2 separate regions of the Homo sapiens genome follow, and region 1 is linked to region 2. A link is a contact called in ENCODE Hi-C data. All regions are on one chromosome and are shown on one strand. Each heading gives the region's core, a stretch centred on a gene start or an enhancer-like site at or near the end of the contact. The rest is flanking DNA. Distances are from core to core; before and after follow the strand shown. Region 1 holds the start of SMAD1 (SMAD family member 1). Region 2 holds the start of USP38-DT (USP38 divergent transcript).

What was found. A loop is a pair of places that touch in the nucleus more often than their neighbours do. Pooled maps may share reads with other maps.
Region 1: a loop to region 2 is called in a pooled map, with 14 times the contacts of the local background. The contact joins the promoter of SMAD1 here to the promoter of USP38-DT in region 2. A Hi-C loop is called at or near these places in 2 of 37 single-sample maps with no recorded cell type and 12 of 50 pooled maps.

What each region holds. Positions count from the first base shown.
Region 1 is chr4:145,479,840-145,483,810 of GRCh38, reverse strand. It overlaps SMAD1 (SMAD family member 1), which reads right to left and starts at 1,958. Exons shown (of 7, transcript NM_005900.3): 1 at 1,773-1,958. RefSeq lists silencers at 1,140-1,239, 1,330-1,389, 1,730-1,889, 2,060-2,189.
Region 2 is chr4:143,182,577-143,186,249 of GRCh38, reverse strand. It overlaps USP38-DT (USP38 divergent transcript), which reads left to right and starts at 1,389. Exons shown (of 4, transcript NR_185979.1): 1 at 1,389-1,742. It overlaps USP38 (ubiquitin specific peptidase 38), which reads right to left and starts at 1,333. Exons shown (of 10, transcript NM_032557.6): 1 at 118-1,333. The coding sequence starts at 799. RefSeq lists silencers at 942-1,191, 1,412-1,461 and enhancers at 513-1,397, 1,398-2,283.

The sequences.
Region 1 (3,971 bases), core at 709-3,208, 2.3 Mb before region 2:
AGGACAAATCCCTACCCTCAGAAGAAACTCGATCCTGCCTGGATCCTCTAGAGGCTCTGGCATCACCCACCTCCAGAAAAATCATCTCTCACGACCCTAGCTACACCTTCCTAAGAACTGCAGTATTACACCAATGATACACCACCTGCACAGAAATAGCAAATAATTGCAAATGGGAAAGAGAGTGGGAGAGGGCAGAACAAACACTTTAATCAGTACAGCATATTTAGATCTGGCACCTACATCAGAATAACACTGATGCAACAATATTTATACCAATTGAAAATGCTGGGGCAGTGAACACTTCTGTTCCGATTCTTTTTTAACACGGTCCACCTACCTTCAATACAATTTAAAGTAATTACAAACAATTTGAAAAATCAACATGGGCAGGGAACAGTTTTCTCATTGTGTTACTGAGGTGTGGGCAAGTTATCCACAACAGGCAATTAGACCCAGAGATGTTCTGAAATAGAGGCATTCTGAGATTTAGCGGCTGAGAGTTTCAGCAACAGGAAGAAATAACAGAAATCATGCAACTTCTGTATCATTCCACGTACTTTGAAACTTCAGATACAATGGAAAGAAAAGAGGGGGGAGGGCAGAGAAAAAGGACAGTTGTCTCAGCACTCACGAAAAGGATGCTTTCTCAGGAGATGGTTCTGAGACCGGCCTCAATTTTCAGAAGGAACGCGCCTTTACTGGTTATCTTGCACCGTGTATTTAAAAATTGCATGCTCTTCAAAATAAACAAAAGCTCAGCTACTGTAGCTGTGAGATCTGGCAGGCATTTGTTCCTCCTCCCCTCCTAAAGCACATCAAGAAAACGTTCTCCCTTTAAAGCCTTCATACAGTTTCAGCAACTAGAAAAACAAGCCCACATCTGTCTCTCACGCCCACCACCCCCACCTTCCTACAGAAACAACCCCGAGAAACACTAACAAAGACAGGGAGCAGAGTAAAGGAACAGTTGTTCAACCGCGAACTCACGAATACACATGCAGTGAGGCAATCGACTCCGGTAAAGGGAAAGGAACGAGACACCAGGAGACGCAGCGGGTGTAGGCGGAAGAGGGGGAAAAAATTACGCGCCGCCGCCAAACCTTTGAATAAATTAGAGGGGATCTCGGTGCGAACTTTCCTTGACCTCGACCCCAAAGAGGCTTGCTGGGGCCGAGAAGAAAACCCGTGCGGGATGTGGAGGGGCCCGGGGCGCCGGGGTCCCCCGCCCGCGAGACCCGCTCCACCAGGCGCCTTGGAGAGCAGCGCCAGCGGTCGTCCTCCAGCTCCCGCAGGGGTCGCCCCGCCGGCGCGGGGGACACAATGGGTCCGCGGGCCACGCGAACGGGCCTCGGCCCGGCGGCAGCACGGGAGAGATGTGAGGAGCGCGCGGAAGGGGAGCGCGGCCGGGGAGATCCCAGCGCGGTCAGGCCCGGGAGCCGAGGCTCGGGGGCCCGGGAACTGGGCTTCCCACAGCAGAAGACCCAACAAAGACACCAGGGGAGCCCGGCGGGCTGGGCGCGAGAAGACGTGGTAGCAGGTTCGCTCCTCCGAGCAGACGGGAGGCGCCATCATGGGGGGGGGGGGTCGCGGCCCGCCCCGCGCAGAAAGAGCCCCCTTCCCGCCGCTGCCCGCGCCCCCAGCCCAGCACGACCGCGGCGGCCCCACGCGTGCAGAGACGGCGGCGGCGGCGCTGGAAAGCCCGGGGCGCCGAGGGGAGGGCTGGGACGCGGCATGAAGGGAAAGTTCGGTTCGGGTCTGTTTCGTTTTACCGGGTTGGCGGCGCGCCCGTCCGTGTGGGAGCACGAGTGGCCGGGCGAGCGGGGTCTCGCGGCCCGGGTCCGGACGGCCGGGCGCTGCGCCACTCTCCGCTCCCCGAGCCTCGGCCCGGGTTGAGCCGCTCGGCCTCTCCTTTCTCCGCCCGCCCGCCTGCTTTCTCCTGGAGCCTGGATTGATCTGGTCGCGCTGGCGTCAGGGAGTCGGAGCTGCCCAGCCTCCACTCCTCAGCTGCCAATACCCGGCGCACTCGCCTGCCCGCCCGCCCGCTCACACGCTCACCCGCTCACCCGCGCGCCGCCGCCGCTGCCGCGCGACCAGGGATCCTCTCCAAATTCCCGGCCCGGCCGGCGTGAGCGCAGCGCGGCCGGGGCCGGAGGACGGCGCGGGGGAGCGGCCGGAGCCACCCCCTTCTACCGGCAGCCCCACGCCCCGTTTCTTCCTGGAGAAAAAACAGTGTGGCGGCGTTCAGGCTTTCCTAACCCTGCCTTTTTAGTCCCGGTGGAGCGGACTTAGTCCATTATCTGCAAGTGAATTTCGATGTTCCATATGTTTATTTTCTGAAATGTTCATTAACGCTTCCACCGCGCCCACTGAATCGTTCTATAAACGTGGAGTGCATGTTGACAGTTACCTTTCGAGACGCGCCCTTTTATGTCTATCTTTCGTTGCCCCTCACTCACTCTCCAATAATTTGCAGGCCCCAGAAGTTGTACGTACCCAGAATTGGATAGCCTAGTAAATACTGCACGTGGTTATACAAACCCTGAGTCAACAGATGCGTTTTGTGTCAACTCAGGATCCAGTGATTCGAGTAGGTAACCTTGTTGCTCCAAATAATGGCATGCCATAAGGAGATACTGCTTTAGAACTCCACATTTTTGGTCCAATTTCTACAGTCTTTTAGATGATGCCAACTCCCCCGCACTTAACTCTTACCTACCTGATCTGCATAGACATTGAAAATATCTTCTTGCAAGAGTCAACTTTTCTCTTGGCTAACTCTTGAAGCTGCATAAAATCTTGCATAATTACTATAATGTTGAGTTACGTTTAGAAAAAATGATTTTTTTTTGAGGAATAAATTTCACATGAAGCAAAAAAAAAAAAAAAAAAATCACTCCCAGCAATGTATATCAGAATATGTCTTCTAATTAAATTCCTTTTTCCCTTAACCTATTTGAGCACTTACTGGTCAATTCGTGGGCCTCATCTTATTTTCCCTAAAAGCAGCGTTTGACGCAGTTGATCATTCTCTGCTCCTTAGAACAACAGGAAAGTGAACCTTGTTAAATGCCACTCGGATCAGGCCACTCCTCTGTTGAAAACCCTCCCTTGATAAATAGTATAAAGTATCCCATACAAGAGAACATTATTCAGCCATAAAAAGGAATGAAGTACTGATACTGATGCATGCTACATGGATAACCTTTCAAAACGTGAAGGGAAAGAAGACAGACCACACATTGTATTCTTCCACATATGTGAAATGCTCAGAGTAGGCAAGGCTATGGAGACAGAAAGTAGATTGGTGGTTTGCATAGGGTTGGGGAAATGAGGAACCTGGGGAGTGACAGCTAAAGGTTATGGGGTGACAAAATTGTTCTAAAACTAGTTTCTGGTGATGGTTGCACAACTCTGTGCATATACCAAAAGCCATTAAATTGCACACTTTAAATGGGTCAATCATTTGGTATGTGAATTTTACCTCAAGCTATTAAAAAAAAAGCATGACAATGAAATGCAGTATATGACCTTGATTGGATCCTGAATGGGGAGGAGGAGCTATAAACTGTCATTTTAAAGTCGTTAATTTTTAAAAAAATCAAAAATGGCATTTATTTAATTTTGAGACGGAGTCTCGCTCGGTCGCCCAGGCTGGAGTGCAATGGCACGATCTCGGCTTACTGCAACCTCTGCCTCCCGGGTTCAAGCAATTCTCTTGCCTCAACCTCTCGAGTAGCTGGGACTACAGATACACACCACCACGCCCATCTAAGTAGAGACGGGGTTTCACCATTTTGGCCAGGCTGGTCTCAAACTCCTGGCCTCAAGTGATCCACCCGTCTCAGCCTCTCAAAGTTCTGGGATTACAGGCATGACCCACCGCGCCCAGCCTAGATGGCCTTTCTTAGTGCAGTCCTAGTAGTCTTAAATGATAACTATTAATATTATTATGTATGCAATAAAATTTG
Region 2 (3,673 bases), core at 140-2,639:
TTTGCTCTCGCTTAAGAATGTTTTTAGGGCAGGAGGAAAACATGGTGTGAATGTGTGTGTGCAAGAGAGACATATACTGATTTTTTATGAGATATTCTGAAAGATAATGACCCTTACCTGTGGAAGAGATGCTTGCAAAAACTTCTTGCAGGGAAGGCAGTAGTGTGGCAGGCTCGGCCTTCCAGATGTTCTGCAGCAAGTTACTCACTTTTGTCACCTGGGAGACATATTCCCGCAGCTCTCTTTCCTGGGTGGACACGCACTGGAAATGGCCTATCGTTCGAACCAGCTGTTGACAGAACGTGATGGACAATTTCCCCTTGGGGATGCATTGCACAAAGTCGGTCAGAAGGTCGCTCAGTCGGGCACAGAGCTGCGGCTCCGGCCTCTCACACACCATCCGTAACACCTCTACCTGCAGGAGGCTAAAGAGATCCAGCACCGACGGACAGCTCATAATCAGCTTCAGGCCGTTGTGAATGTAGTCCAGGATGGCTACATCCTTCCTGTCCAGAGAGTGGTAGCCCTGATGAAGGAGGCCCAACACGAAGGTCTTGTTGAAGAAGGACTCGAACTCTGGCCGGTGGTATCGTGCGTAGGCCTCCAGCACCTGGTGCCCCACCTGCCGCTGGAAAGGGTCCTGGCCCTCCAGGATGAGCCGGGTCGTCAGGTCAAACATGGCCTCGCACTGCGCCTCGTCTAGCCAGTGCTCCGCCGATTCCACCACCTTCCGCACAATCACCCGCTTGAGGGGCAGGGGATGCGAGGAACTCACAAGGCCCTCCAGGATCTTGTCCATTGTCGCCACGCTGCAAGGCCAGGGCCAGGGGATAAGGAGCGGGTGGCGGCAGCCCCGAGGTGGGGCAGGAGAGCCCCGGGGCGGAGATGAACTTGGAGCGCCGCAGCAGCAGCGCGACGGGCCACGGCCACCGCCGCCTCAGCAGCCACATTTATGGCGCAGGGAGACCCATCCAAGCCGGGGCGGGAGCTAGCGAGCCTGGAGAGCCTAAGAACCGACACCTGCGGCTGGCCTAAGGCGCCAGAGGCCCGTACTCCGCCGCCGCCCCGGGCCCTCGATCCCACTCAGCATCAGCGCCGAGGGGCCTGTCGGGCCCCCCAGCGGCGTCGGCGGGAGCTCAGGGCCCGGGGCTGCTAGCCGGCGGGTGGAGGAAGCACGCCTCCGAGTTCCGGGTCAGGTGTGGGCGTCCAGTCTCCAGCAGGTCGTGAGAAGAAGCCGGTCCTGGGCTGAGTCAGGAGGCGCTGTCACGGAGAGTGCTGGGATCAGCCGGGGAGAAGAGACCGAAGCGACACCCTTTGACCCGGATTTTGAAGTGCCGGCAAACAGGAAGTGAAGGACCTAAGAACCTCCGGAAGGACCGCCCCTCCGCCCCTCTGCCCCTCCGCCCCTCCGCCTGTCCGCCTCTCTCCTTCTCCCTTGTTCCCTCTCTCCCTCCCTGCTCCCCCACCTCCCTCCCGAGTCGTAGACTCCCTTCCCCCCGGCGCTGGGAGTCTCCTTCCCGCCCCGCCGCGCAGGTGCGGCGACGGCCGCGTCACTGGAGAGTGTGTCGAGTCACAGGCGGTCTTCCGCGCGGAGCGTCCCCGGCGGACGCTGCGCAGATGGCTGCGACTGTAGGATTCTTGCCGGCTAGTCTTCGTCGGTTCCGCCTGCGTCAGGTTACTCGTGAAAACTCGAATAAGTGCTATCGATGTGAAATCCGAGGAAAAGAGCATTTGGGGGAAAAGTAAGGAAAACTCAAAACTCGGATTGAGAAGTCTGCCTTGGCTCATTAATCAAGAATTGCGCTTGCGCGCCTAAATGTGACTGCCTTTATCCTGCGATGTCGGTATTGAAGTAAGAGCAATACTGGCGGCGTACCTAGCATTTAGCGACCATCAGTATCAGTAGCAGGCCTCTAGCAAAGAACCAGTTAGTGAGCTTTGTACCATATCGAAAATTATAAGCCGTCCAAAAAAGTGTGAGAGTAAGGAAAATGGCAGATTAGAATCAAAATATTTTTATACCTGTGTCATACAAGGGTACTTTGAAAATAGAAAACCAGGTGGAAATACCACAAAACTTATTGTATATGTTGACACCGAAGATGGTTTACAATAGGGAAGAACAGGTGCAATCATGCTTGTTCTGTTTCATGCCAAATTCCGAAGATTCACAGTAAGAATTTAATCAGAGGTCTTTATATTGGAAAATATTGCCTAACTGTAGCCTGCTTCAGGCTTGGTTAATATAGTTGTGAAACTAGACATTAAGGCCCTGTAATACAGACAAAACTTTAAAGAAATAGGTCATTTAAAATGTCCCGTAGAAAAATGAACAAAATTCTGTTACTTCAGTTTGCTAAATAGTGTTTTGTTTTTTTACCAAGTTACAAACACGATTACACTAATATATTCACACGTCGATTATGGTAGTCTTAAGAAGAGCAGTTTAGAGGAGACAGGAGCTTGAGTAAAAGGGAACTTAAGACCAAGTTGACTCGTAGGAAGATACGGAAGATAAAAGAGAATTGAGGTAATTAATCTATCAGTCATGCTAGAGACAGGAATGATTTTTCCAATAGGAGGTGAAGGTACACAGATGTTTGTCTTTACTGGGAATAATGCCACAGTGGAAGACAAAGGTAATATAGAAAATAAAATATTAAGAAGGAATTAAGTATTAAGAAGGATCGTGGATTTGAGGTGGAGTGGAGGAAATTTGGAATTAATCTTTGTGCTAAGAAACTAACAGGACGAATGAAGATTGCTGAATAGTACCAGCGAAGTGATTATTCCAAAGTAGACAAGAAAAAAATATTGGTAAATTTAAAACTTGACAGATTACTTTGAATTGTCTATAACATTTTCTTCTTTCTGTTAATATTAGGTCTTGAAAAATTGAATATTACAAAATAAGATGTCTGAGAGAACATAGTGCTATTAGTCCATATAAATTACATGTCATAATATTAGACTTCCAAAAGCACCATGACTCTGTATTTTTAAAATACCTCTTGAATGATAGATGCATGAAATGAAATACTAGGTTTTTATACCAAGATATTCAACGCTTATTTCCTTCTTTTGCCACTGGTTAAAAAATGTATGTAATATGCTCTTTTATAAGATTTCAATTGAAAGTGGCCAACTTTAAATTTATTTTATAGCATAACTAAAAGTTCTATAATAATACCATGTTCCTTTTTAACATTTTAAAATATTTTCAGAAGTCTGTGGAAGATTTTTTTGCAGTGAATCATGCCACTAATCATTGGATTAGTGGGTGCTATTGTAATGGGCTTTAAAATTTCATATAAAGATTTAGTCTAAGGCCTCAATTGCCAACTACATGGTTTTACAAATATGTTAGATCTGAGAATGGAAGCTGAGTGATGGGGATGAAAGAGAAAAAGCACAGGATAAGGAGTGATTGTTTATTTAGCAACCTCTGTGTGCCTGGAACTCAATATATTACACTTTATCCTTAGTTCTCAAAACGGGGTTTTGGAAATAGATGTTAATAGCTACATTTTATAGATAAGGTATTGAAGCCAAAGGAGGTTAAAAAAAATAATCAAGTCTGACTCTAGAGTCTCTATTATTTCCATCATACTATTAGATGAAAAGTGTGTGTATGTGTTTATGTTTGTGATAAGCAAAGAGAAAAGGCAGTTCC